Regions from separate parts of the Mus musculus genome. Here all the other regions are linked to region 1. Evidence: chromatin loops called from intact Hi-C (ENCODE). Cell type or tissue: left cerebral cortex. All regions are shown on one strand.

The links. Hi-C counts contacts between places; a loop is a spot of excess contacts. Peaks named below come from ENCODE experiments on the same cell type or tissue, not always from the same donor. Only the 100,000 strongest peaks of a DNase experiment are listed, where the experiment ranks them.
Region 2: a loop joins it to region 1, with 3 times the contacts of the local background. A loop is called at or near these places in 4 of 42 quality-filtered maps.
Region 3: a loop joins it to region 1, with 9 times the contacts of the local background. A loop is called at or near these places in 15 of 42 quality-filtered maps.
Region 4: it touches region 1 in a loop (2.8-fold over the local background); 4 of 42 quality-filtered maps call a loop at or near these places.
Region 5: it touches region 1 in a loop (2.5-fold over the local background); 2 of 42 quality-filtered maps call a loop at or near these places.
Region 6: a loop joins it to region 1, with 9 times the contacts of the local background. A loop is called at or near these places in 19 of 42 quality-filtered maps.
Region 7: it touches region 1 in a loop (3-fold over the local background); 22 of 42 quality-filtered maps call a loop at or near these places.

What each region holds. Positions count from the first base shown.
Region 1 is chr17:30,453,033-30,457,032 of GRCm38, reverse strand. All of the region lies in intron 6 of Btbd9 (BTB (POZ) domain containing 9), which reads left to right. Among named protein-coding and RNA genes, the nearest start is that of Btbd9, 120 kb to the left of the region's middle. In left cerebral cortex, a CTCF peak has its summit at 1,981 (motif pointing right); DNase peaks (open chromatin) are centred at 341, 1,992 and 3,519.
Region 2 is chr17:30,199,940-30,203,939 of GRCm38, reverse strand. The region is part of intron 5 of Zfand3 (zinc finger, AN1-type domain 3); the gene reads right to left. Among named protein-coding and RNA genes, the nearest start is that of Zfand3, 200 kb to the right of the region's middle. In left cerebral cortex, a CTCF peak has its summit at 1,957; DNase peaks (open chromatin) are centred at 107, 2,233 and 3,532; H3K27ac peaks cover 2,713 bases.
Region 3 is chr17:29,885,969-29,889,968 of GRCm38, reverse strand. It overlaps Mdga1 (MAM domain containing glycosylphosphatidylinositol anchor 1), which reads left to right and starts at 1,391. Exons shown (of 17, transcript NM_001368423.1): 1 at 1,391-2,522. The coding sequence starts at 2,456. Gm41559 (a long non-coding RNA gene) reads right to left here and starts at 68. Exons shown (of 3, transcript XR_003952341.1): 1 at 1-68. In left cerebral cortex, a CTCF peak has its summit at 2,240; DNase peaks (open chromatin) are centred at 2,595, 2,889, 3,111, 3,674 and 5 more places; H3K4me3 peaks cover 4,000 bases; H3K27ac peaks cover 2,164 bases.
Region 4 is chr17:30,506,040-30,510,039 of GRCm38, reverse strand. All of the region lies in intron 6 of Btbd9 (BTB (POZ) domain containing 9), which reads left to right. Among named protein-coding and RNA genes, the nearest start is that of Btbd9, 68 kb to the left of the region's middle. In left cerebral cortex, a CTCF peak has its summit at 2,033 (motif pointing right); DNase peaks (open chromatin) are centred at 2,032, 2,246 and 2,605; H3K27ac peaks cover 885 bases.
Region 5 is chr17:30,002,555-30,006,554 of GRCm38, reverse strand. Zfand3 (zinc finger, AN1-type domain 3) reads right to left here and starts at 1,516. Exons shown (of 6, transcript NM_001356265.1): 1 at 1,247-1,516. The coding sequence starts at 1,317. In left cerebral cortex, no CTCF peak of the experiment used is centred here; DNase peaks (open chromatin) are centred at 827, 1,552, 1,923 and 2,147; H3K4me3 peaks cover 2,862 bases; H3K27ac peaks cover 2,287 bases.
Region 6 is chr17:29,974,243-29,978,242 of GRCm38, reverse strand. No RefSeq gene overlaps it. Among named protein-coding and RNA genes, the nearest start is that of Zfand3, 29 kb to the left of the region's middle. In left cerebral cortex, a CTCF peak has its summit at 2,299 (motif pointing left); DNase peaks (open chromatin) are centred at 1,322 and 2,285; H3K27ac peaks cover 235 bases.
Region 7 is chr17:30,112,772-30,116,771 of GRCm38, reverse strand. All of the region lies in intron 2 of Zfand3 (zinc finger, AN1-type domain 3), which reads right to left. Among named protein-coding and RNA genes, the nearest start is that of Zfand3, 110 kb to the right of the region's middle. In left cerebral cortex, CTCF peaks have their summits at 431 and 1,828 (motif pointing left); DNase peaks (open chromatin) are centred at 376 and 1,832; H3K27ac peaks cover 1,349 bases.

The DNA of each region.
Region 1 (4,000 bases):
AAGTCTTATAGTACCTTTACTATTATTTAAGATATTAATTAAAAGGAAAGAATCAAAGTAATGACAGTCGTGAAGGCCATTTTTCATCCTACAGTTGAGGTCATTGTGAGGTTGCTTGCCTGCCACAAGCTTGACAGAGTCCGGTGTAGGTCACTTTCACCTCATGGTGCTCATTTGCTTTATCATTGTCATACAGGGTGTGAGGCTCCTTTCCAGTGTCCTCCGTGTGCTGTGTCCTTTGAGGTTACACTCATGCCCAGCTCCCCCTGCTCAAAGGTTGGGAAGCTTGACTCCCCTACTGTCTTCTGTCATCCCGCTTTAAACCCGTAACTAGGAAGAAGCAGGTGAAGTAATTGAGATGGCTTAAGTGAGGCATTTTTATTCCTGAGCACATCCTGTTCCCTGTGAGCATCCCGTGGGGCTGCGCTACCGTTCCTCCTCTTCAGTGTCCTTACTTTCCAGATGTCCCTGCAAGGTCAGCGAGGCCCTGTCTGCCAGCCTCACTCAGACTCACTCCCATGCCAGCGGCCCTTCTGTGTACGGTGAGTGAAGTAAACAGACCGCAACCTCCCGGCTCTTCAGTGTGGGGCAGTAAAGGGCTGGACTTGTATAGAAAGCCGCTGTAAGGAGGTTCACTGGTTCCGCTGAGTGCTTCCCAGTCCACTAACTCCACCTCAAGTGCCCCTCCCTGTGCGATGGGTCTTTTGCAATTTTCAGTCGTCAGAGGGGCCAGAGAAGAGAACTGACATCTTTGAAGATGTTCTGTGCATGTTTGAGGTGGTAGGGCCAGATGTAGCTCTTATATTGTGAAATTGAACCCTCAGTGTTGGCATGAGATGGGAACCCATTGTTCCTTGTACATAGATGAAGACTTTCTGCTCGCCACAGAGCGGTCTGAGTTTGGACCTGAACTGTTGCTGTCATTGTAGCACTGCATCCTTGGTTCCTATGACAAGACTGACTATTTTCCAACATGTTCAAAGCTTTATATTTTTTGCATAAACAAAAGAGGAAAATCATTAATTTGTATTATTCTCTTGAAAACAGCCTAGTTCATTCTACTCAGTAACTGTTTGATTTATGATCTGGGGCAGTGTTTTCATGCCTTATGGCTTTTTATGAGTAGAAAACTGGGAATGTTATAACAACCTTACTCATTTTGGTTCTTATTGTGAATGAAAGTATGATCCTTTGACTATGAAAGATCAATGTTTGGGGGGCGGGATCAGAAGCATTTTGTATTAGCTTGAGGGAGCTGCTTCCTGCCACCTCAGGAAAACTATTTGGCTCTAGAAAACTGTTGACACACAGAAAGAGAGTACCGGATACTTTATGACCCTAACTTGCTGTTACAATGCTCACAGGTTGTGTAACAGAAGAGTGTCCCGTGATTTTTATGATCTTGTTTAAATTTGAACGTTTAGGAGTCAGTTGTCAGTTTCTACTGCAGAAGGCCAGCCACTGGCCTGGGACTGGAGGGATCCACTCGCTTCTCCTGAAGCCCTGAACCCGTGTGAGGCTCTGTCTGTCTCCTGTCCCTCAGAGCTTGTCTTAGAAGGAACAAATGAGATTTGAATAAAGAGGTTTAAATTTTGTGAGGGAAAAGTAACAGTGGGAAGATAGTATGACATGATAAATGTGACGAGATAAGCACTCGTGTTAAAAATAAATAAATAGGGCTGGTGAGATGGCTCAGTGGGTAAGAGCACCCGACTGCTCTTCCGAAGGTCCAGAGTTCAAATCCCAGCAACCACATGGTGGCTCACAACCATCCGTAACGAGATCTGACGCCCTCTTCTGGAGTGTCTGAAGACAGCTACAATGTACTTCCATATAATAAATAAATAAATCTTTAAAAAAAAAAAATTAAATAAATAAATGAATAAATAAATAAATAAATAAAGGCGCTCATGTTACTCCCTTTGTTCAGTGTGAAAAGAATGGAACAGTGGCCTCTGAGACTTGCATTTTGAACACTTGGCCACTGGAGGGCGCTATGCCACTGCAAACCACTTTTTTCAAGGGAGAAGTCATCAACTCTCATTTTTCTTCAAAGATAAAGGATTCATATTCTTGTAATACTGAATCCGTTCATACTTAACATTCAGCCTTTAGCTGTGGAAACTTGTTTGAATGACAGTAATGGCTTCATTTCAAGTTATTTAAATGTTTAATGCTGTGTAATTTACACAAATGTGTATAATCCTTTATTTAACTAGATGAAAATAATATACTGTTAACATTGTTTTTTAGCATTAATTAATGTGACTAATTATAACAAAAACCACTAAATCAGTTTCATTGCATGATCAGACTACAGAGAGGCTTCCGTCAAGCCCAGGCTGGCACAAGTCAATGCTGTCCTCAGCCCTGCCCCCTCCCCCCCATTCCACACTCTGTTTTTATTTTAAATTTGCATTCAGTGTAACTACGGCTACACTAGGTTAACTGGAGGTCCTTTTCTGCTAAAACTCATTCTTTCAATGAAGGAGGTTCATAGTACTGTTCTTCTTAAATGAAAATTACTCTCAGTATTTAAACAGAGAGAAGGAATGTCCCATGTGACAGCCCTTATCCTGGCACCTGCAAGACGAATGAGAACTCTCTTTTCTCAGGCATCCTGCCGGAGGACCCTGTGAGCCCAGCCCATGCCACCATTGACTCTCAGTAGTCAGCAAAGCAAATGCCCCGCTGTTCTCCAAGCTCTGACTGCTCTCAGAAATCAGATGAGTCCAAGTCAAAACCAGACGACAGGTTTGTGGCAGCTGGCTTGCACTGCTGTGATGTGTTCCACCAAAACTGCCCATTACAGCCCTCTGTCTGTAGACACAAGTCATTCTTTCTCAGTAAACACTGTTTCTGCAGGTGCTGGAGAAAGAAACTTTTGCTCTCTCAAAATAATTGTTAGCTCGAAACAAGCTATCTTACTTTCCTAAACTCTGGAGATTTTGTTCATAATTCGAAGAAATTTTAAGCGCTAAAGTACATAAATATCTCCTTATTTTTAGATAAAATTCTACATTTAAATTGTTTAGGTTTTCCAAAATCCTATAAACAAGGTTCATCAACTGTTTATCATACTTTTATATCATTGTAATTTTTATGTGCATGGCAATATTTTGGGAATGAAATTTTAAATGGAAAGCTTGAAAGGTGATTTTGTACGGAAAATGCAGTCTTTCAGCACACTGAGGGTTAACAGGTTTTTAATGAATTCATGTTTGTGTACATTGTAATTTTCCTTACCATACTATAAGTATTACGTTGTTTGTGTGCTGTGTGTTTGTGTACCTGTGCACACACAAGCTCTCCCACAAAGTATCATTGTCCGGTGTCACCGCTAATTGAACCACAGTGTGCTGGCTCTCGGGTAGAAGCTGAGGAGCTTCTGAAGGAGGCTGCTGGAGAGTGAGTGATGCAGGGTTTAGATTATGTTACCTCCCTCCTCTGCTCCTGGAGCTCTTCTCTGCATTTGATCCTTGCACACACTGTCTTAGTAGGTGGACGTGTCAGCCCCCTTTTACTGCTGGAAATGGAGGGTACAGCTCCAGTCTCCTGCTCCTGTAACTGTCAGCCCTCCCACCATCTTCCTCCTGTAAAAGGTGCCCGCCCACCGGCTGAATGGCAACAGATACTGGAGGCCTGGTGGGGTCTCTGGTGGGAAGTCTGGCCTTTGTTTCTCTCTGCCTTACACATTGCCTTAGGCTGTTCTGTGTGTGGGTTTTCCTCTAAATGAGATCTGGTTATTCTTTTCCCATGTTATCCATGACAAAGCAAGCAGTGAAGGAATTTTACTTTAGTGGGAATTTAACCCTGACCAAAAAGCTTCTTTCATGATAGTCTTACCCTCCCCATAGTTTGGAAAGTAGTCTCTCAACATGAAAGACAATAAACAGGATTGAAAATGGAACCGGACAGAGAAGAGATGAATGAGATATGTTGACTGTCATGGCGGCATGAGGGAGTGTTGGTTTGATTGTTATAGCGACAGCTGAAGAAC
Region 2 (4,000 bases), 250 kb after region 1:
GCACCTCGCTCTGGGAAAGCATTAGCCACTTACACTGCATCAGCAGAAACCCTCAGCTTATACCCCACCCACTGACTCAATGCCCAAGGCAGAATCTGAAGCTGAATGCATTAGATCTCAGTGCCTTCATTTCATCAGCCCCAGCACGTGGACGGACAGATGCACGGACAGACGGCGGCTGCAGTGTGCGGGAATGGAAGACCTGCTTTACATTCTCCTCCAGCCCTGGCTTCACATGGTAGAGGAAAGCCATTATCCAAGAACCAGAACCGGAGTCCAGCTCCACGAGCCCAGCCTGTGCTCCGCTGCAGAAGAAAAGCATCGGCCGGGTGGTCAGGTCACCTGCCAGGGCCACAGTGGATCACCAAGCAGGCCGCCTCGGTCTCTCTTCCGAGCGAGGAAAAGGAGGAGTTGCCCTTTGGAAAAGCCCACAGCTCCTTAGAAGTCACCCAGCACGCGGAGGTCCTAACGTAAAAGCACACACCTGCTGTTTCCCCAATCAAACCCTGAACACACAAATGTTACGTGGGCCAACGAGAAGCAGAGAACAAGGGCCTCCCCAGCAGATTCACCTCAGGTTTGAGAGCACCCAGCAGTGACAGTGAACTTGTCACATACCAGCTGGGTGAGCATGCATTTCAAAACAAGCAGCCCCACCCTGCTGGTGGCCTTCTCCTCTGCTTCTCCACGACCTCAGTCTGCAGTGCTTGAGACAAGTACCTTCCCCGCTCCTCACAGGCCGTCTCTAAGTCCCAGGATCCTCTTCCAATAGTGAGCGCACGTTTCCCAGAGCTATGCCATGGGGAGGCAGTTCCCAGAATCCTCTGTCATGCACTGTCTTCCTAGGTGGACAAAGCCTCCTCACAGAAGTCAAAGGTAGATGCTTCCAACCTAGCGCGATCTCTGGATCCTGCTGACTGCACTGCCCTCCAGGGCAGTCCCCAATGGCTGCCTCTCACACAGCCTTTGCTGCATCGAGAGGAGCCCCTCGACTCCCATGGCAGCTTAGATGTCTTCAGCTGCTTATTCCAGCTCTAAAGCTACTTGCACAGCTTTGCATTGGCTATTCCACTTCCTGAAGCCAAAAAACCACGCTTCTATAGTTTCCCATGCACTCCTGCTGCTGCAGGTAGAACCAGTTTCGTTCAAAGTAATGAGGAGAGGTCACAGCCACTGTGTTCTCTCAACCTAAGGGACAACCATGAGTGTGAGAGGATGGTTGGTCCTCACTCTCCTCTCAGCAGCTGCCACCAGCCCGACTTCTGGCATCTGTGCTTGCCCATGCTTGGTGATGTCACCTTTCTGCTTTCCTCCTCACTGGCTGCTACTTGAAAAGCAAGGACCCTGCATCAAGTCCCACAGGCACCCAATGCTGAGCCACGTTGCAGAAGAGCTCCAATCTCAAACTGCAGATCCCACAGACTCTGCAGTCCCGTGCTCAGAGCAGAACCTCAGTCCTCCTGAGCCTCCAGAGACTGACCCAATCTTTCCTGCCTCATAACTGGCAACTACCCACCCAGCTGTGATTCACGTAAGATCCTGGAGTCCTCTCCTCCTCTGCTTCTCACAGTGGTTTCTGCAGACAACCCTTAAATCAGGCCCAAGCTTGCCCTGTTCTCCACTGCATGCGAAGGCTGCACCGCAGGAACCAGGGCACTGTGCTGAAGGAACAGGCACAGGGGGCTGAAGGCCAGAGGCCCCTCTCGCACAGCATCCAGAAGGACTTTGGGACATATGGGACATATGGGTTACCATTTAGGATGCACTTATTTCATATGTGTTCATTCCTCTTTGAATACAATAATGGAATATATGAATATAATAAACTTCAAATTGTATAAATAGCAATCACCAAAAGTCTCTCATCTCACTTTCTGTTACACTTCCTGGAGACCAAGCCACCACGGCCACCAGCCTCTGAGGATTCTTGAGGGCCTCCACACCAGCATTTCTGCTTCTCTACCACAGGGGGATTTTTACAATGTGAATCAGATGATGTCACTCCAGTGCTTAAAAAACCCTTCAGTGCTAGAAATAATAAACTTACTAAGGCCAACAAGCCCCTGGCTTGGCGCTGCGGTCCCCACTCTCCTGCCACACCACGGGACCCCAGGCACTGGCTGTCCACACAGGCTCATACCACGGGACCCCATGACACTGGATGTTCATACAGGCCCACACCACAGGACCCCACGGCACTGGCTGTCCACACAGGCCCACACTGTCGTCTTGGTCCAGGACACCTCCTCCCAGGCAGCCTGCTGTGAGTTCTCTGCGCCTTGGTGATACTTCTATCTGAAGTGTCTGAGTGCTCTGTGTGCCCATGTGCTGCACACCTCCCCCAAAGAGAACAGCACGGAGGCAGAGATTCTCATTCCATTCTTATAGGATTCAATGAAGACAGACAATAAATAACTTTATCTAACAGACAACTCACTAAAAACAAGAGAATGACTTCTAGCATAAAGGGACACAATGCTAACAAAGCCCCCCCCCCCCAATCACTGACTGAAATGGACATGTGTGTGAGCCAACAGATTTATTTTTCTACTGCTGTGATCAATCCAAGCATCTGCTCACAGATTCCCACAGAGCCACATAAGGACAGCATGTGAGGCTGTGGGGTCACAGATGACCTGGGTGGATGGACAGTGGAGAAGTCACTTCAACACAGCCTCCACTCCTGCCCGCTTCCCATCACCACACTAGTATGTTGGTCAGTTACTCAAAATTCAACAGAAAATTAACCCTGGTACAACAGCTCGGCTCTAGGGAAGAACGATTTAATCGAAGCAAGAGCATTAACATAAATCTGGCCCCTTAACTTGTAAATCTAGATAGAGCCTCCCTCTCTTCCTGGATTAATCTGTAGCTTGGCAGGGCAAGTACAGAGAAGCATGTCGCCCCATGTATTAATGACAAGGACTCACAAGCCGTCCTGTGTTAACTCAGCTCCCCCTCTCGAGGGCCAGGACTGACCCAGACCAAGAGGACGCTGGCCTGAGTGGAGGGAGCACCCAGGAGGAAGAGGCTTGTTGGGCCTTGCAAAACTCCAAGGGCAGCTGTCAGAAGTCGGGGGTCAGTCCATATGACTTGTCTGCCACCCCCACACAGCCCAGATCCAGCCTGTCAGACAGTAGGGGAGTCTGAGAACCCAAGCTCCAAGGAAACCAAGACTGGGAGGAGAGGATGAGAAGAATGCCTCACTCACAGGTGTGGAGGGGGCTGTTGGGAGCCAGCGCCTGGGTCTTCTGAGTGCTCCAGTGACCCACTAACACAATCACCTTTTTTGTTTCTGTCTCTGAACTCTGCTGTGTGAAGTCCATCTCAGCAGAGCTGAGGTGTGCTAAGTCAGTCAGCAAGGGGTGCAGCTTCTCAGCTAACCCAGCCCAGCCCTCTCAAGGCCCTCCTGGTCCTGTCCCAGGGACTTGGCTCCCCCGCAGCCTGGCTCTGAGTCTCACAGACTGAAGAGCTGCAGTGCCAACAACACCCAGCACCGTGAGAGCCAACAACCCAAGACCATAGCAAACAGACAGGCTGAGGCTGGGAGGTGGTGCACACCTTTAATCCCAGCACTGGAGAGGCATCGGCAAGTGGATCTCTGAGTTTGAGGCTACACTGGTCAACAGAACTAGTTCCAAAGCTATGCGAGAGAAATCCTGTCTTGTGCCCCATCCCCAAAAGATGCTCAGAGAAACCAGTTTCCACTGCTGTTATCGCAGGGTGGTGTTCTGTCTCCTGCTGGCAAACAAGACGAGAAGCTGAAGTGGCTGCCTTGTTGGAATCTGTCTCCAGGACCTGTGTTGTGTGACCTCATCCAGACTTTGGCCTGCTTAAGTAACGGTACTTTCCAGAATTAGACACAAACTTCACTGATACTCATCTAGGAGAAAAGATGGCACTGAAATCTCAGCTAACAAGGAATTATGTTCCAGGGTTGGGCCATCGTCCAGCAAAAGCAGCGACAGGCTCAAGGGGTGAACAGTGTTTACTGCTCGTC
Region 3 (4,000 bases), 570 kb after region 1:
GATCTAACCTCCGAGCTTGTTAGCTGCTGCGGCTGTGCTGTCCGCGCTCCCACGGGCCGCTCTAGTACAATCCCTGCGCTCACGCCGAGATAAATAACGGCGACAGGTGGAGCAGGTAAGATTAGCAGGACCGGGTTGGAGGGAGGACGCTATCGGAGGCGCCAGGGAGGTCGTGCGCCTCTCTGCCCAGCCCACGCCCCTCCCCAAGGGCGTCTGGAAGGAACTACATCTTGGTCACAGCTTCGGGGAGGGCCGGGTTAAGGTGACGGAGTCTCGAAGTGGGGGGAGACAGGCTTCCCGGCTTGGCTGCAGGAAGCGCGAGCACCCCTAGGGCACTTGGCCACGCCTGAGGTCTCACGGGTAGGCAGGATTTGAGAGAAGCGGGCTGAAGGGGACCCTGGGTGTCCCTGTGGAGCTCTGGCACTGGGGTCTTGCTGGCAAACCTGTTGGCAACCTGTGGGCCTCAGCTAGGACACTGCAAGCTGCAAGCGCGTCCTCCTCCTCAGTGCCTCTGGCAGCGTCCCCGGCGCCCGACCCGGGGAGAGGCCGAGGCAGCTTGGAAAGGGGCTGGGGCTCTGCCAGGGGCGGGTAGTGGTGGTGGAGGTGGCGGGATTCCCAAGCCGAGCCAACATCCCTGCAGAGCGACAGCAGGCAACCGCCTCTCGCGCCAGCTCTGGTCTAGGAGAAGCAGACGCCTTGGCCTTTCCCTCCGATCCTAGGCTCCAGTATCACCTTCTCCAAAGTGCAAAACATTCATTAAGTGTCCAGTGCCCTGCAGGCTTGCGTCCCAGCAACCAGCCGCCGGTGCTTGCCCGGCGAGCGTGCGGCGAGCGTTTGCACCCGGCCAGGGCTTTGCCAGCCTGGGCTGTGCAAGGGAGGGCGGAGAGCGTGTGCGAGTGCGCGGCTGCAGAGCCCGCGCCGAACCCACGTTCCCGCTACTGTCCTCGGGATAGATGGATCCATTGCTGCTTTCTGACATTTTTCTGCCAGGGGGCTGGTGGGGGAGGCGGAGATAGGGAGAGAGAGATGGGGGGGGCGGGGAAAGAGAGAGAGAGAGAGAGAGAGAGAGAGAGAGAGAGAGAGAGAGAGAGAGAGAGAGACTGCTTCCCCCAGCCCTGTTTTGTTTTCTCTAATTGGTCCTGGGGGAAGCAAGGAAATTGGACAGAGGCTGGGCCGGGCGAGCTGGGCTGCCTTTAATTGGCTCCCCTTTTTTTAACTGGAGGGGAATCAAACAGGAGAGCGAGCGAGCGACAAAGGGTGGGAGAGCGAGAGACCGATCGCGGAGATGGGAGGAGGGAAGAAGGGAGGAGGGAGAGCGGGAGGCGGGGTGGTGGTGATGGGGAGGTGGAGGAAGCGCGGAATGAAAAGCTCGGAGGGACCAGAAAGCAGCACAGCGAAGCCCAAGTTAGGGAGCGAGCGGAGCGCTCCCGCGGCCCCGGAGCCGGAGTGGCCGCGGTGCCCCGGAGCCCGCCCGGCCCCGCCCGCTGGGGCCCTCTCGGGCCCAGGCCGCCGGGAGGGGGGCGGGGACGCCCAACTTGGGGCGCGGCGCAGCCCCGCTCTCCCGAGATCGCGGAGCCCGGGAATGCCACGGCGGCGGCCAGACGGCGGGAGAGGAGCGGGGAGAGAGGAGGCGGCCAGCAGCTCCTGAGCCCGGGCCTCCGCAAGAGCGCGAATTATTTTCAAAGGACTCAAACTTTCCTCTTTCCCTTGCTGGCTGCGGTCCCTCTTGCTTTGGAACCGTTCTCTGGATTCCCGCGGGGGCGCCGGGACGCGATCGCCTCCCCCGGATTCCTCGGCGGCGGCTCGGCTAACTTCGCGGACTCGGGGACCCGGAGCGCTCGCCCCGCTGCCGAACCTAGTCCTCGCTGCTCCAGCGCTCCAGAGGACCGGGACCCGGCGCCCTCGCCTCCGGGAAGGGCGCCCAGCCCGGCTCCCTTGGGTCGGGCTGCGGAGCCCTCCACACCTACTGCAGGACTGGAGCCAGCGGATTAACCAAAGCAGAGTCCGGGCCTCCTGGCCTGGCTCCGCGGAGGGGCGTCCCCTGGGCGGGGAAAAGACAAGTTTGTCAGGCATCGGTGGCCTGTTGGATCGGAGCGCGGCCGCCGCAGCAGAGAGGTCCCCCCGCGTTCAGCACCCTCGGTGGACAGCCCTGGGGACCTAGGACTGCTCGGTGGCCGAGCTTTCTGGGCCAGGGAGCTGGCTGCTGCGCCCGGTGCGCAGAGGCTTCAAGGTCTGGGGCAGCGCCCCCTGCGTCTCCACCCGGGCAGCCGCCCTGTGGGAAGAGGACAGAGCCGAGTCGCGGCTTGCTCAGACTCCTAGTCTCGGTCGCCGCCCTCTCCGTCGCGACTCAGGGAAAAGGAGGGAACGCAGAGGGCAAAGCGGTGCCCCGGCGGATGCGCCCCCCGCCGCCTCTCAGGCTGCGCCGCCTCGCGGGGATGAAGCACTGGCCGTGAAGATGGAGGTGACCTGTCTTCTACTTCTGGCGCTTATCCCCTTCCACTGTCGGGGACAAGGAGTCTATGGTAAGAGCCAGCGTCCCGCTCTACCCTGGCGGAGCCGCCCGGAAACTTTACAAGATCTTGCTCAAAGTGCGCGCTGCCGGGGCTTGGTGGATGCACTGATGGCCGCGTCTCCGCCCTCGCCTGGGCGCCGGGAGACCGAGCAGGCTGCTCCCGAGCCCAAGAAGCGGTCCTAGGCTATTGGTGTGAGGCTGGGGATGCCGGGGTAAGGTCTCGGCTTTCCGAAATCTTTCCAGGGGTTAGAGAGATCCGGAAGTCTTGGGAGAATAATACAGTGAGCTCAGGAGACCCGGGAAGAGCCCAAGCTCTGGGCTGGGGCAGCTGTTCCCACGGAATCCTTTTCCTCCCTCGGCTCAGCCTCCCGAGTGGAAGCGGGCGATGAGCGATCCGGAGTTGTGCGCGGCTGGCGGGCGAGAAGCTCTCCAGCACCGCGGCCCTGAGGCTGGCTCGCCTTCCGGGCAGTGGCCGCGGCTCGATCGCCTCTTCTAGCTTCTTGGCGGTCTGAGCTGTTGGGCATCCCTTAGCCCAGGCGCCGACTGTTCTCGGCATCCCTTTTCAGACCTCTCCTGAGCCAGCTCTTCCTGTCGCTGGTTCCCAACCACAGAACCCCAGCCCCAGCTTCCTTCTGCCTGCTCGCACACACAGACACATTCAGCCACAGTCCTCAGGAAACGCACACACGGCTCGCACCCATCCGGCTACGTGTCTAAACCCTGCCTCCCGCCACGCAGCTCTGCTCTTGGATGCCCAAGACAAGCTCAGTCGCGCCATGGAGTATTCTGATCACCTTTTCTCCACTCCATGCCGCGGGTTTCCTCACCGAAGACTCCTTGGTTCAATACTACCCAGGGTCATCCTCCCGACGTGCACAGCACAGAAAGTCAGTCAGTCCCCAGAGCCCATGGCCCTGACTTTGCGTTCTGCTCACCGCAGGGTGGGCTTTGTAGTTACTTTCTAATGATGTGTGGCTGGGGTGGGCAGGATTCTCCTGCTTTCTCTGGGGCTAAGAATCTAATTATTCTCTTTGAGAGTGGAGGGTGTTGGACCCAGACAGTGTGGGTGACAGAAGCCATATCCCCTGGCTACTAGCTTCAGGTCTTGGGTCTCTCACTGTGCCAGGCAGAAGGAAGGAGCGTCCCGGGGAGGGGGTATCTGGAAAGTATACGCTCCTGGGCTCTAACAGCTTGGGCTTAATTCCCTGGTGAGGCCAGCCCAGGCATCCAGCCAAACTCTGCTTCTTAATTAGTTTGTGTGTCTCTTACTGCCTGGCCCCTGGCATAGGCCAGAAAAGGCAGGCGGGAGGGATGCTGCAAGAGGCTGAGCTTTATGTATTGGGGGTGGGGGGCTATAAAACAAGGCAGGGGAAGACACCAGAGGCCTCAGAGTTCCTGTTCTCCGGAATCACTAAAGATATCAGCAGCTCAGTCACTGCCACCTTCAAGTGGCTACTGTAACTTGCTCACACACCCTCCTGAGGTGCG
Region 4 (4,000 bases), 53 kb before region 1:
ATCTTAATAACTAATAACTAATGGCTTGCTCATTTTTGAATGTTTACAGCAGGTTTTGTATATTTTTGGTTCTGAGAAAACACATAACATAACACTAGGTCTGCCATGCCTCTGCCTGTGCGGGGTAACCCTGGCAGCGTCCGCCTGGCATGGTGGTGGTTGCGTCTCCTGGCAGTAAGGAAGCGCCAGCCTCACACCACAGTTATCACTTCAGTGATGATGAGTGGAAGGAAGTGACTGACCTTTCTGAACCCTTGCCAGGAGTGGTGTGTGTGTGGTGCTGTTCTATGTGCACCAAAGTTTTACTAACACCAGCTCCTCCTACCTTAACCCTCAGCTGGAGCTGAAGAAAAGCGACTTGCAGTTTATCTGTGTGCATCTTTATCCTCAGACCAAACCTCACTGTGTCACTTGTAAGAACTTTGCATTGATAACGACTTCTCTCTCTCTCTTTCTCTCTCTCTCTCTCCCCCCCGTGTGTGTTTGTGTGTGTTATGTGAATTGATACTGCAGTTAAGTGTTATATTGATGCTTTATGAAAATAAAATTTTAATTTTTAAATATCAGTCACCCCTGTCAGTGTTTTGAAATACTTTTTACTTTTATATCCTGCTCAGGAAAGTGGGCTAATGCTAAAGAATCCCAATGCTACAGAATGCTACATATGTTTCTAATCCTTTAGAAACTCTTTGAAATCAAATGTTGAATTTAGGCAGACTGTGGTGGGCTAGGTTGGGACAGTTGAATTAGTGATCGCACCCCTGATGAGACAGGTCTTGCTTCTTGTAGCAGGCACTTGATTCTCTACCAATGCTTCCCTTTGATGCCCGTTGCTTGTTTGAATAACTACTGTTTCCTTTCCCTCCTTATTCCCATTTTCTTAGAGCAAGAAATTATTATGTGTCAAGTATGTCGCAGAAAAAGGAAGGGGTGTTGCAGAACATTTGCCAGTCTGTCTTCTAGTCTCAGGGGTTACATTAGAGGCCTTCGGTGATGATAAATACCTCACTAGAGGGGCTCTGTTTTTACTCAGAACAGGGATTTAGGCATGCTTCACTAGCCCAGGAAAGAAAATTGTCTTCGTTCGTTCGTTCGATCGTTCGTTCGTTCGTTCACTGCTTACTCATTCAGCAAATTAGCACCTGCTTTGTGCTCTACACTGTACTCAGTCCCGAGCTTGTAACACTGATAGATGTCAGGGTTTCTGCACTCATCAGTTGAGAGTAGCATATACACAAATTTATAAGTACGGGTCACTGAGAGCAGGCATGTATTTTTGAGTAAGGTTGCCAGGGTGGTAGTGTTGTAAGCGGAGAGACAGGAGATGCTATGATCTCGTCTCTGCTCTGAGCATGTAGGCCTTCTTTGGTATATGGAGAATGTTGTTCATATTAGCTAGTCTTCTGTGGGAGCCTCATTAGATGTGTACTAAAACTGTAGCATTTGTTGGGGTAAAGCACTTGAATCTCTTTTATTGCCTCCATCTATTCCGTCTCCCCTCCTCCCTGCTGTCATTGGCTGTGACATCCCCCCACCCATTCTCATTAGATTATAGTACCTTCACAGGGCTGTAGATCTAGGGGACAGGTACAGCAAATGAGGAGAGAAGTGTTTCTATTTATGGGGCGTTCTCTCCTCGCCACACTAGCAGTGCATGGATGTGTGTGTCTGGTCAGCCTCCACTCCCTCTGCCCCATCTCATCCACTAACTGGGCAGACAGAACATTTGTTTGCTTTGAAAGGCAAACACTGGCATAATTGGGCAGTTCACCCCGAGGCTTTAGATCCCTAGTCAGTCACGCTGAGTCTTACTCTTCTCACAGGACCAGAAAGCTCAAACCTTTGCGAAATGCCCTATTTAGACATGGAAGAGTGGGAAGGGTCCCACTTTGAAGAAGTAGCCATTTTAGCAAACACAGTTTGAATTGTTCCTCTACTTGTAACTTTGATGTCATAATTGAACTAGCACTGAACAGCCTACTGGAGGGGAACATTTATTTTCTAAGAATGTAAAGCAAAACATAGCCACATGGTGTCACTAAATTATAACAATTTTACTTAGCGCAGAAGAGAATTTAAAATGATTTTAAAAATATAACTGTATTTAAATATAAACTATTCTGAAGTCTGTGGTTTGTGAAATAGCACGTGAAACTATTTGTACTGTTTAAGTCTCTTACTGATGGGAAGCATTAATTATGCCCAGTCTGTGGGTGCCCACTGTGTGCCAGCTAACTCAGGAGTCATGGGCTGCAGAGTAGAGGGCACGTGGGCTTCTGTAGTAGTTATTCTGGCTTCTTACAAATCAGGTTTTCAGGCATTCTTCTGGAACTTTGAAATAAGTAAAAGAGTAACAGATAGAGTCACTGAATATTTATGAGGAGTCAGAAAACCAGAAGAAAGGGGGACTGAGGATAGAGGGAGAAAGTCAGAGGGCTGGGGAGGCAGGAAAGGGAGCAGCTGAATGTATACTAAGTACTTCTTGTGGGCCAGGCATGCTTTATTCCCATGTGTGATCCTCACAGCAGCCTCATGGGAGGCTAGATTGTTGTATAGATGCAGAACTTGAGCATTGGAAAGCTGAGCTCTTAAGCAAAGGGTCTAACTCTGTGTCATACGCTGCCATTACTGGGCGGGAGATGCAGAAGCAGCTCTCGGCTGCACGTGCAGCATTGTGGGAACACCTCAGCATGCACAAGCCTTTGGGCTCAACCTCCAGAATAAAGTGAATGACTAGATGAATCCTGGCAAAGCAAAAGAACAGCTCTGCTCTGGAGCTGCAGGACACACGATCTAGAAGAAGCCCTTGCTGCCCCCTTTCGGGGCGCATTCCACCACTGAGCTAGGTCTCTTAACTCCCCGTGTGGGAAGGGCCCTTTATAGGAATACTGCAGGAGGCTCACTGTTAAAGACTGCTCTGCTCTAGTTGGTCACAGCCACCCAGTGTTAATGGTGATGAGCAATTGGGGGAAGTTTTCTTTTGAAAAATGCTCCAAAGAGCTGCTTAGCAATCCTTGTTCAAGGTATGCTTTGTGTCAGTATGTTAATAGAGCTTTCGGTTTTTCTACCCCTTGCTTCCTCTTAAGATCATTTTAGGCTTTGTTAGCATAGTGTGGGCTCTGTTTTCTTACTTCCTATTTGTTTTGCTCCAGTTCTATTTAGAAACAAACAACATATATTATGAAATCTCTCTTCTTAAGACCTCCTCTTGAGTTGCCTTTTTTAAGTTGAGAAATTATTTATTATTTTCACTTAGAATCTTATTAGGGTTAAAAAAAAAAAAAAGCCCAGAGCAAAACCAAACCAAAAAAAAAAAAAAAAAAAAAAAAAAAAACCCAAAGCACTGTGGTTTATTTTAAATAAGACCTTTGAGAAATGGCCATTTATGCATGAGTTATTCAATTGAATCTAGGCCTTTTTGTTTTATTTTGTTGGTTTAAAGGATAATAGCGTTTTGAGCTCCTTTTGTGTGTGCAGCAGCAGATCAGAACATGAGAGAATAGATTGGGCTTTTCCTTTCCCTTGCAGTTTGTTTTGTAGTTTTAGAGTGTGTCTTAATAAGCTCATTGCATGAAGATGATGCTAACGGCACTAATAACCCGTAATTACCACAAATACCAGTTGCCGATCCTCATCATGGAAGGGCAGGAGCTATACTTTATTCTGTTAGCAGTTGCTTCCCAAGCAGTTAGGTTCAAGCAGAGGTGCAGATGGCACCCCCTAGATCAGTCATCAAACCTCAATTCTCATGACTTACCTCTTTTCTTTTCTTTTTTTTTTTTTTTTAACAATGGAAGACACTTTATTTTTTTTTTAAATCTCTCAACATTTCAACTCCGTAGAAATCAAATGCAAAATATGTGCATTTTAAATTAACATATACTCAACTACCCGGATCACAGCGATCTCCTATAGTGAGACACACCTAGGAGGGGAGAGGCCTTGCCAGTCTGTACACTGTATTTCCTGGTGGAACACACTGGACTTCCTCAGGTGGCCT
Region 5 (4,000 bases), 450 kb after region 1:
GCTACTTCCCAGGGTATCTTCACTAGAAACAGCCAATTTCGTTCATATACATCCCAACACAATCTTTAAAAAGGATAAAAAGCCTGACTCTCAAAAGCTGCTGTAACTCTCCAGTAACCTTACACAGAACTAGTCATGAGCTGTGACCATTGCTTGTTAGGTGACAATCTAGAAAACCCAAAGTGTTCCAAGGACCAACTATAACTGCTGGTAGGAGTGGGGGGGTCCCATCTATCTATCTAATCTATTTGTAACTTCCCCCAACTCACCCTAATGAGGCATGGAATTCTATACTCTGTGTAGTGAACATTTAAAAAGAAAATTTTTAATAGGGAAAGAGAATTTGAGAGCCAAGGAAGGAAGGCAACTCTCACATTCCACAAGCTAGGCTGGCTGGAGGTTCTGTTGAGAAGTTTCTGTTTTCGGTTCGGTTTAGTTGGGTAGGGGTGTTTATCTGTTTGGGGGATTCCTTGTTGTTGTTTGTTGTTGCTGGTGGTTATGATGATGGTGGTGATGATGGTGATAGTGGTGGTGGTGGTGGTAGTGGTGGTGGTGGTGGTGGAGGAGGGGTTTTTTTGGACAGAGTAATTTTACAGACTCCCTGAAACATGTTTTAGATTAAAAAGTAAGACCCTCAACAATGCCTTTTAACTTTACACCCCAAGCCCAAATTCTGGACCCTGGATCTGTTCAAACGTATGACGTGTGAACAGCTTCCTAAAAGCAAATGGGGACTGAGATATAATTTAGGAAGTGATGATGCAAATCTCCCGGGGAGCAGCAGGGAGGAGGGGAGGTGAAAAAGTCAGAGGAAATACCCTCCTGATGGCTGGGCACCAACTCATACCAAGATGAGGGGGAGGCGGACTGGCCTCCACAGGCCAAGGGAAAAGGAAAAGGGGCAACCCTGCCCCGTCAGAAGTGCCAGCGCCGCCACCTCGTCCCTCCGGCTCACCCGTGGCCCCTCACCCCAAGCCGGCCTCGGGCCAGCGAGTCCCACAGAGGGTAGCGCGGCCCGAGCGGTCCTGGTCCTCCTGCTCCTCTTATTCCTATTCCTCCTCTTCTTCCTCCTCCCCCCCCCCCCACCAGCGTCCCCTTCCCGCAGCCCTCCTCAGGCCGAGGCCGCGGTCCCCGCCCGCTCCCCCGAGGCCCGGCTTCCGCGGCCCAGCTTCCCGGGGCTCTGGCCTCCCTCGGGTCCCCACCGCCACCCCGAGGCCCGAGCCCGCGCCCCTGCCCCCACACTTACCCCCAGAAGCCGCAGGGACAGCGAGGCGGCAGGCTGGGCGCTTTGCTGCGCTCGCTCCCGGCGTCTCCCATGGTGCTCGGCGGCGGCGGCGGCGGAGCTCGGAGGCGACGGCGGCTGGGCCTGAGCCCCCCTCGGAGGAAGCGGAGGCGGCGGCGGCAGCGGCGGGGGGCGCGGGGCGGGGGGAGGGGGAGGGAGCGGGCGCGCAGGCGGGCGCGAGTCCGGAGCTCCGAGCCGGGATTCCAGGCGGGTCAGCTGGAGGCGGGCCGCACCACTCGGCCTGCGGAGGGGGGGGGCGCGGCGAGGAGAGGGAGGGGAGCTGCGGAGGAGGGGCTGGGCCGTGCGAGCCGGGGAGATCTGGCGGCCTTGGCGGCTCTCTCCGCCGCCCCCCAGCCACGGCGCTGTCCCGTGCGGCGGCGCTGGCGGGTCCGGGGCTGGGTGGGGAGGAACCCGTAGCCCCCGCCGGCAGTGGAGTCGCAGCGGCCGGCTGTGACGCCCCGGGCCCCCGCTCGCTCCGTAATCCCCTCCCCCGCCCCGTAGACTGCGCTGACCGGACAATGGCCGCTCCGCCCCCTCCCCGAGGCGGACACCCCTCCCGAGGCGGCGCGATGGTCTCGCCCGGGGGAGCCACCGCCGCCGCCGGAGCCCGACGGATCAGCTGGGATCCGGGCGTGCCACTTTGTTCAGAGCCTCGGAGGCTGGGCGGTGCGTGCTCCTCCCGAGTTCCTCGTGCGAGCCGCCTCTCAGCCCTCCATCTTCCCAGGACTTTTACGAGAGCTAGCCTGCGCTCCTGGCTGAGGAAGGAGAGCGGGTTTCAGAGTCCTGTGGGGGAGCTTTGCCTCCACCCCCCAGCTGAGACAAATGGTACGCCCCAAGCGGGCCGGGGGCCCAATTAGTTGTTTGGGGTGACTTGGGTCGGTCCCAGAGCGGCGGCGCATGCGCCTGGAGACCTGGTAGTCTGTCCAGAGCTGGGTGGAGCGTTTCCAAACCCGGAAGTTGCCTAGGTGTCCTGCGTTCACCGCTGGCCGTCTGGGTCTTCAAGGCCACTGTTCTCGCGCCCCTGATGAGTGCCGCGAAGCGTTCCTCCCCAAACTGCCAGCCGCCGGAGAATCTCGCTTCCCATTTCCCCTACTCCCAACCCACTCAGACAGTTCCCCCGGAAAAGTGGCCTCCGTCCTGCCATAAATGAATTTCAGGAACATCTCTAGATAGCAAGTCGTGGGGCAGAAGGAACTTGCCCAAGTGTTTCACCCCTCTGATGTCCTCAGTTGGAGTACCCCAGGTCCACTCCCACTATCTTGATTTGGAAAACCTCCCTGGGGTAAATATGGTTGGTTTGGGGGAGAAGATTTAACTTGATCCCTACTGGACATTAATAAGTGGCCAAACTTGAGCCGTTGAAAGAATTCTTTAATATTCCTTACCACAGTCCTAAATTCTTTCTGTTCTCCAGTCAGCGGTGACCAGAATAGTCCACTAGCGATCACTAATTTGAACACAAAAGAAACGTCCACCAGAACTCTTGGAGAAGTGACCTGACCTTAAGGGGTTTGGAGCCAACTTAAAAGTCCAGAACTTACGGGAAGGCTACCATGTACCCTCTCAACTCCAAGGGAACCCAGCCCCAGAGAATATTACTTAGACTAACTTTATTACCAAATAGTACTTTTCCTTTCCTTTATATCAGTTTGGGCATTCTCTGAGTTTGTTTCCGCTGACATCCATTCTCATGGCCTCTAAATACCTAAAAACCAGGAATTACACTGAGTTTAGAATCCTTGCAACAGTACAACTGAGGGAAGACAATGATCACAAAACTTTAACGCCACAGTGTTTAATTCTGATTTTGTGAACATTCACGCGCCTTCAATAGAACAACTGTCAAAAGTGCATAGGAGCTGGGTGGGCATAATGGTACGTGCCTTTAGTCACAGCCATCCTGAGGCAGAGGCTGGCAGGTTTTTGTGAATTTGAGGACAACGTGCTCTACATCATGAGCTCCAAAATAGCCAGGACTCCATAGACATACCAAGACTGGGGGGGGGGGGAGGAATGAATAAACATATACAGCATTCCTCATTCTCATGCTACCCTCAAATCTTCTCTCCAACTCATGGAATTGCCACATAAAAAGAGGCAGCCTTTAAATCTAACAGGAAGATGAAGTCCCCTGCCCCACTCGCATCTCTCTGTATTGGCTTCTTGATGATTGTCTTTTCTGTAGAAGAGAAAACCCAAAGGAAAGCTGGGTGTGAGTGTACTTGTTGCCCAACAAACAAACCACTCACCTGTCTGCCTGCCACTAATTCAGCAAGCATTTCTTGAATACCCAAGATGTCTAATCCCTCTAGAGACAAGAATGGTTCATACAAAGAGGCTTCCCAGCAAGTTCAAGCTCCCTGTATCCAGGAAGTAAGATCCTTAGCCTTCTATCTTCCTCCAAGACTCTACCCACCATTCTCCATCATGTCCCCTACAAGTCAGCCCCCTGTCGTTCTTTCCTAAATGCACCTTGCTTGTTCTCGCATCATTTCCCCTGACTGCCCATCCTCTTTGCCTCAACAGCCCTTCCTCCCTCTGGCCCAGCATGTTCCTACTGTTTCAGTGGCATGTTTCAATGCCCTCCACCTCTACCACAGGAGAGTTGGGTCCTTCCTGTGCCCATTATCGGACAATCCAGCAATTCTCTATATGTATCTCTTCTTACACAACTGTCTTCAAAAGGACTAAGATCGGAGAGAAGTTAACCCATATTCG
Region 6 (4,000 bases), 480 kb after region 1:
CATTTGAGAAGCAAAGAAAGGCAGAGCTTTGTGAGTTCAAGGCCAACCTGGTCTACAGAGTGAGTTTCAAGGCAGCCAGAACTACACAGAGCAGCACTGTCTCAAAATAAACCAACAAGAACGTATCCCCACAAAAGGTGTGGAAACCAATAGCGATACCAGAGGTAGAGCTCTGGTCTCCAGACATGCATGTACTGGAAAACATAGGTAGACATGTACACATATGTATACAACACACACACATTCTACATGGCCATGTGCAGAGATGAGCATCAGAGAATCATAGATTCGGTTGTTGCAGAAGAGCTGCCACAGATGAGATACAGTAACCCATACTTGCAACCCAAGCCAGGATTGGAATGCTGAGTCAGGAGGATTGACACAAGTTGGAGCTCAGCCTGGGCTACATAGTCATTCTGTCTCAAAAATAAATAAAAGTAAAAAGAAGACAGGCAACAGGAGCAGCCTTCGCCATAGAGAATACCAGGGAGCCGCTTGAGGTGTCTCTGCAGAGTGGGCACCAGAGCCCAGAGCATCAGCAAAACTCCCTTCTGAGAACCCCAAATCAGAAGGACAAGGATCTATCAGGTAAGTTAGAACACCGTTGGAGCTGCAGATAAAGGGAACCCTGAGGTCAAGCGCAACACAGTCTGAGCCAGGCCCTAAGTGATGGAGACTCCTGAGAGAGTTTGAGAGGCCGTCAAATCCCAAGGTGTCAGCCGTGACATCTGGACTGGTGTTCCTTCTTTCGAGACAGTCTTTTTTTTTTTTTTTTTTTTAAATTTTGGATTTTTTTTTTTTTTTTTTTAAAGATTTATTTATTTATTATATGTAAGTACATTGTAGCTGTCTTCAGACACTCCAGAAGAGGGAGTCAGATCTCGTTACGGATGGTTGTGAGCCACCATGTGGTTGCTGGGATTTGAACTCTGGACCTTCGGAAGAGCAGTCGGGTGCTCTAACCCACTGAGCCATCTCACCAGCCCTCGAGACAGTCTTGGTGAACACATATTGCAGTCCCAGAAAGGGACTGGGCTTGGGGGTGGGAGTGCAGAGGTCAAGGAGGAGAGGAGCTGGGGGTGGGGGGACGGACATGTTCACACATAGCCTTGGGTATCACTCCAGGTAGCACTCTCTAGGCCAGGCAGAGGGATTAACAGATACTCAGAGTAAATCGTGCTGGACTTGGTTCCTGGAGTTAAGCCTCAATCACTTTCAAGCAAAGGCTTGTACGCTTAAGCCTTTGCAATTAGGCAAGACTCTGTTCTCCCTGGGAAGTCCCCCAGTCTGAAGGAGGGGTGGGGGACAGAGGTCAAGTTGCTTGCTGCAAGCAGATGGCTGTGATGGGAGGTGGGAGCGGGGGTCTTACTGGGTGTGGGAAATGGAGGGGCTATGTTCTCTGGAGCACACACCACACTCTTCTAGCTGTGTGGCTTTGGATTCTTCGATCGATATCTCTGAGGCTCAGTATCATCTACTTTGAGGTGTGATGGAGATTATTGACAAGTCAAGGCGAAGCACCAAAGGCTGTGGAGAGCCTGTGTCGACCTCTGACCTCACATGGGGACAGCTCTGATATGACCGTGGGCTATGATCCAGGTGAGGGACAGACACAAGCAAGGTTAGCAAGCCTGCCTAGCACATTTCAGCATCCCTTAAATCAGGTATGGTGGCACACACCTGTAACCCCAGCACTGAGGAAGTCAAAGTAGGAGGATGAGAAGTTCAAAGCCACCCCCAGGCACAAAGCCCATGGAGGCCAGCCTGGGCTATTTGAATCCATCTAAACAAACAAACAAACAAGAAAGCAAAACAAAGTCCGAGTAATCAAATAAATAAATAAATAAATAAAAAAGATACCCCTGCCTCAAATATATGTACATATAAAATGCAGGTTGTGAGCATATCCAAGCATGTGTACTAACCGCACCCAGCTTAGCTAGTGCTTGGGCTGGAACCCTGGGCTTCGTGCATGCTAGGCAAAGCCTTAATCACCGTAGCTACAGTCTTCAGTCCCTGACTGACCTGATGATAAGGGAAGAAGCTGACTTAAGGCTTTCAGGAGATCAATAGTAGATAGATCGAGCAAGTACGCTCCCCTGATTTAGGAATCTCTCTGTAAATGAGAGATTCTAGTCCTGATTTTAGGCAGAGTTTATTTCAGATTTAGTGGAGGCCCAGAGCTCCTGGGAGGCCCAAGAAGCATCAGCACCGCCTCCGCAGGCTTAGTCCAGGGCTCTTCCCAGCTTAGGAACATCCAGATGGCCGGGCCGCTGGGCCTGGCTCCCTCTCGCCCCCCTGTGGTCACAATTGAAACAGCCCAGAGGCCTTACTGCCAGCACTGGCTGTTCAGCAGATGGATATGCCCCGGGCGGCCCCTCTTCTCTGGAACCCTCTTCTGCTATGGAGGACACCACAACTGATGAGTCACCCCCAGACAGGAGAGAGCTGCAGAAGAAACCCCGTCTCCAGGAGGCAGGAAGAAACTCCAGACTGTTTCCTGGCCTGGTTTCAAGGCAGTCCCCACAAACTTGGGCTTTCCTGGCAACAGAGGAAGGGAGGTGGCAGGGGCCTGAGGTGTACATTCTGGCAACAGCTCCTGTCTGTTATTCCACATCCACCCCAGATCTCCTTTAGGCACAAGTCACTAGGACCAGCTTGTACTCAAGGTGGCCAGTTACCTTCTCCCTGCTCCCTGATGCCAATCTGTGACCTGTTTCATCAGATATGAGGCAGATAACACCTTTTCCATCCCAGAAAATAACACCCACTGGGGGGTTATTGGCAAGCTTCTCCATCCCAGGGAATTATACCTGGATGTCAGCCTGAAATAAGTTTGGGGTCTTGCTTGTTTGTCCAGTTGTTTTGCATTTGTGTGTGTGTGTGTGTGTGTGTGTGTATGTGTGTATGTGTGTGTAGGTTAGAGAACATATGAGAATTGGTTCTCTCCTTCCACCATGTGGACCCTGAGAATTGGTTCTCTCCTTCCACCATGTGGACCCTGAGTATTGAACTCCGGTCATGAGGGTTGGCAGCAAGCCCCTTTAACCACTAGAGTCTCTGATCCACTGAGTCTTCTGAAACAAGGTTCCTAAAGGCAGTTTTGGGTGGGAGCCCTTCTGCGTGTCTGTTCCTTCTTGTACTCACTCATTGAACACACATTGATTGTTGTCCAGCTGTATGTTAAGTACGAGGATGTGGCACGGGTATAGAGACGCAAAGTCATTGTCACAGACCCTAATCTGGCACTGAGTAATGTGGTTTGTATTTTCCCCCTGAACCCCTCCTTTCAAAAGCTGTTTCCAGAGTGTCTCTGCTTGCTAGCTGTGCGACCTTGGGCAGAAAACAAACAAGGAAAAACCAACACGGTTGCAGGTGTGGCATGCTATGCTGTGTGATTTATGTCTGTTAGGCTATTCTGACAGTGCCCCCGAGGTAAGCTGTACTCTTCCCAGATTCCGAGGTAAGGAAATGTAGCCTCAGAGAGCTTCAACTGCTGAAGCCCAAAGAACGGGCAGGCAGAGGAACCACAGTTTGGACTCAGAGCCACCAGCCTTCCCAAGGCCGAGTCTTCAATCTGCAGGATAAACGGTTTCACATCTAAAATGCCAGCTTCTTCATTTCTTCTCCTGTTCCAGTGATAGGGAGCTCACCCTTCCTGGTCACAGCCCATCATGGTGGGCAAGTCTGGACATCAAGAGCCTGAAGCATCTTGACCACAAAGCATCAGCAGCTAGAAGCAAGTGCCGGATGCATGTGTGCTCAGCTCTTCCGAATCCCTAATGTCACAGTCCAAGACTCCCTACCCAGGGAAGGGTCCCTCTCGAAATGAAGATAGCTCTTTCTATATCGATTCATAAAACCAAGATAATTCCCTACAGGTGTGCCCAGGGGCCCAACTCATAGCTGATCCCAATTCTGTCAGGATAATCAGTTCTAACCCTCGAAATAGCCTAGCAGTATTTAAAAAAAAAAAAAAAAAAAAAAGACAAAACCCAAA
Region 7 (4,000 bases), 340 kb after region 1:
CTGTCATCAGTTTCCACTCTAAAAAATCCTCTCAAACCTAGATCAATTCTAACCGGTGATCTGCTACTCGTCTTGACCTGTAAAATCTGTTACAAACCCCTGAATGAGTGGAGCAGGGTCAACCCACGCCAAGCAGCTCCCCTTCCATCTCCCCATGCCGAGTCTTTACCCTCAGTACATGAGTACATAAGGTTTGCCCATGGTGCATGTGGGGCACTTCCTCGGCCCTGCCCCCAGCCATCACTCTCGTCTTTTCAGTCAAGGTTCTGAAGACAAGGCCTTGCTTGATTTAGGCTGAAAAAGAGGTACACTGTGTACTAACTGAGAAAGCAATTACACAGCCAGCATTAGCAACACAAAGTAGCCAGCAGCAGCTGGTCAAATAGAAACACCCCCAGTTTGTGGTCTGAATATGCTTGGCCCATGGGAAGTGGCACTATTAGAAGTGTGGTCTTAGTGGAGAAGTGCAGCCTTGTTAGAGAAAGTGTGTCACTGTGGAGGCGGGGTTTTGGGGTCTCAAATATCTACGCTCAAGTCTGGCCAGTGTGATCCAGAGCCTCCTCCTGGCTGCCTTCGGGTCAACATGTAGACGACCTCTCAGCTCCTCCAGCACCGAGTCTGCTGCATGCAGACATGCATCCCACCAGATGACAATGGCCTAAACTTCTGAAACTGTGAGCTAGCTTGATTTAATGTTGCCCTTTTATAAGGATTGCTATGGTCATGGTATCTCTTCACAACAACGAAAACCCTAAGACACCCAGAAAGCAAGCACTTCTGGGTTGAAATAAGCATTAATGGGGTTTTTTAACGCTTTTATAAGGTTAAAAGAGGGTTAAATTTCTCTATGCCAGAAACTCTTCCCCCGCTCTGGAGAAGACAGGTTAAGAAAGACTCAGTGGGGGTTAAGGGCAGATCTGCTTGAACAGTGTAACAAGCCCCACCACTGCACTTGGTTCCCTTTAACAGCACAAGATCCATGGGCATCACAAGCACAGGATGCTGAGTCCAATCCTAGAACCAGAAATCCACAGGGAACGGCAGCTGGGAGGCCACACCCTGTAACCCCAGCACTGGGAGACAGAGACAGTGAGGCCCAGGCCAGAGAGAGATCTTGTCTCAGGGGAAGTAGGTCAAAGCTCCTAAAATGACACCTGAGCCAACACACAACACATAAAGGGGAAAAAAAATTTAAAAAGAGAATAAGATTCAGAATTGTAACTTTGTTCCCTATACCGTTTGAACTTCAAATTCATAACATGAACTAAAGCACAGTCATTACTATAATTTAATTTAAAATGGTTAAAAGCAGTTACCCTTCTTTAATTAAATGTCATAAATATAAAATAAATACCACTTGAATAAGCCACAATTTTTGTTCAATTTCACTCTTTCTTTAAAAATGTCTAGATCACAGACCTGGAGTGGTAGTGCACATTTTTAATCTTAGCACTAGGGAGGCAGAGGCAGGTGGATATCTATGAGTTTGAAGTCAAGACTGGTTTACATAACAAATTCCAGGCTAGCCAGGGCTACCCAGTAAGATGCTTGTCTCTAAATTGATGTTCTCCAACTTAGGGAGAAAACCAACTGTCAGATTTGACAACAAATCCTTTAAAACATTTTTTCATCTGATTTTATTTCACAATGGTTTTTTTAAATCACAATTTAAAAAAAAAAAAAGAATGTTGAGGGAAGGGAGGAGCTTTGATGAAGAACCCTTAAAAATACACTCAGTCCTGTTTTCAAGTTGCTTCAAAAAAATTCACTCAGTCCTGTTTTCAAGTACAAGAGCATCAGATATGCGCCCTCTGCTGGCTTCACAAAAACTCCCTTGATGTTCCTCTGGGCCCAGGAAGAAATACAAAAATACAAAGGGCTACAAAAGGGCTGGGTGCACATTTCACAGTAAGATCCAACCTTCAGGAAAGCAATTTAGCAAAAATCTCTTAGGTCAGTCACACTGGATACCTCCCTCCCCTACGCGCTGGGTTATTCTTACCCTCAAACATCTCTAGCTTGCACAGAGAAAAGGTAACACTTCTCTACTGAATAAAAACACTGTAGAGTAATTGCAACATTTGTGTTCCATCAAAAGTAACAACATACAAAACTACACAGGTAAATGCAAGCCTGCCCAAAAACAAGAACTTAAGAGGAAATTCTTGTCATTTTCCCACAAGTTCAACTTTGTATTAATGGTCTTTCAGATCCAAGAGGACAAAAGGTCAGAAAACTGATCCACAAAGCAATGTATCAATATCCTTCCATTTGAAGCTATTCTTTTAAATTTTAAGTTATTTACCAAATAATATTCATTTTTAAATAATAGAGTTTCTTTCCAGACGACAGTTTTAACTCTGTAATAAAAAAAATATTGTTTCAATAGCCAAGCAATATATTTTAATTATTGTGCTAGGTACCACAAGTAAAATGTCACAAAAATTGTGCCCTGTGATTAACTAAACCTTCTCTGAAGGCTTCTAGAGAGAACAGAAAACAAAGACAGTCCACTCACAGCACAGTCTAAACGTGAGCAGAGTTTGATCCGCTATGAATACTGCCATAGAAAACAAAATGTGCCATAACTCATTGTACAAATACATATTTATAATTTTATTGAACTTTTCTCATCTAGGCTGACAGCACTCCCTCCAAAAGTTCAAGACCACCTACCAAAATTCCCAGGACCAACCATGAGAAGCCCTCTTTTGAGTTGTTGGCCAGAGCTGTCTAGCACACGGCCCCCTGCTATTGATTGCCCTAGGTTACCCTCAGCCAGGGGTGAAAGTTAAGTCCCTATTGCTGAAGATACCACGCAATTCAGAAATAAGGCCCAGAAGCCCCGAGCTAAAAGTGACACACACATACTTAGTCACGTATCCTACTTAGGGTTCAATTCTTTTGGGTACACATTCGCTTTAGCAGAACTACCAGGTTGAGCAATGAATTTTTGGAAAAGGCATATTATTATAACGATGTCTTCAACTGGTGAATATCATGAAAACTCTAAAAAGTTTTTCTTTTGCTGTATTGATGGAGACGCTTACTAGTGAGAACACATACTAGAGACCAAAGCCTGGGCAGAGAGCAAGTGCAGCTACCACTTACTTAAAACACTGAAGCTATATTTTGTCCTGACCTAATTCTTATTTTTCACAAGCAATGACATTTTTCCTATAAGTATATGAAACAGATCTTACTCTTTGGTTATTTTTTTTTCTTGCCAAAGTGCTTCCTTGTTGCCTAGTATACACTGTAAAACTTTTCAATTTTTTTCTGAATATTTTAAATTGAGAAAGTTACGTATTTTATCATACACAATGTTATTCTAAAATAGGTACTATGCTATGGCTAAATCAAGCTCATTAACATATGTGTCACTTCGTGTACCTCTGTTTTCATGACTTTTTAAAGTACTAAACTGTAACTGACAACAGTGACTGATGCGTCAATCAGATCCACTATTCCCAACAAAGAGAGGGATGTCTGCCTTAAAATACGCCTCACACACAAGCACAGGTCCCTCGCCAGTCAAGTTTTCTGAATAAAAACAATGAAGAATCCCCCAACCTCTGCTCAGCATCTGACTGTCTCATCTGTAAAGCCTCCTTGCTTTACAGACTCATGCTGAGTGTTTGGTGGTACAGATAACATGTCCTGCAAATCATACTCTGTGGAAGGAGACACACCTATCTGCAGGGCAACCAAGGGCAAGAGACACCAGACAGTCAGGGGCAGAGCTACACCAGAACGCTCATCTCCTATTATCAAAACATGCTTTGTCCAATAGGACCAAAGCACCAAGCGGTCCTAAAGTTGCTCAGTCCAAGTCAATGAAAAGTGTGCACTCTGTGCTTGCCAGTAGAAACAGGCTGAGGGAAAGAAATGCAAGCTACTTAGTCTTTACATTCAAACAAACCACTCTGCATTTCATTAAGATTTAGGAGCTAAGTGAACTAACAAAGTTCCTTTAAGTTCTCTGGGTCTACTTCCTCAT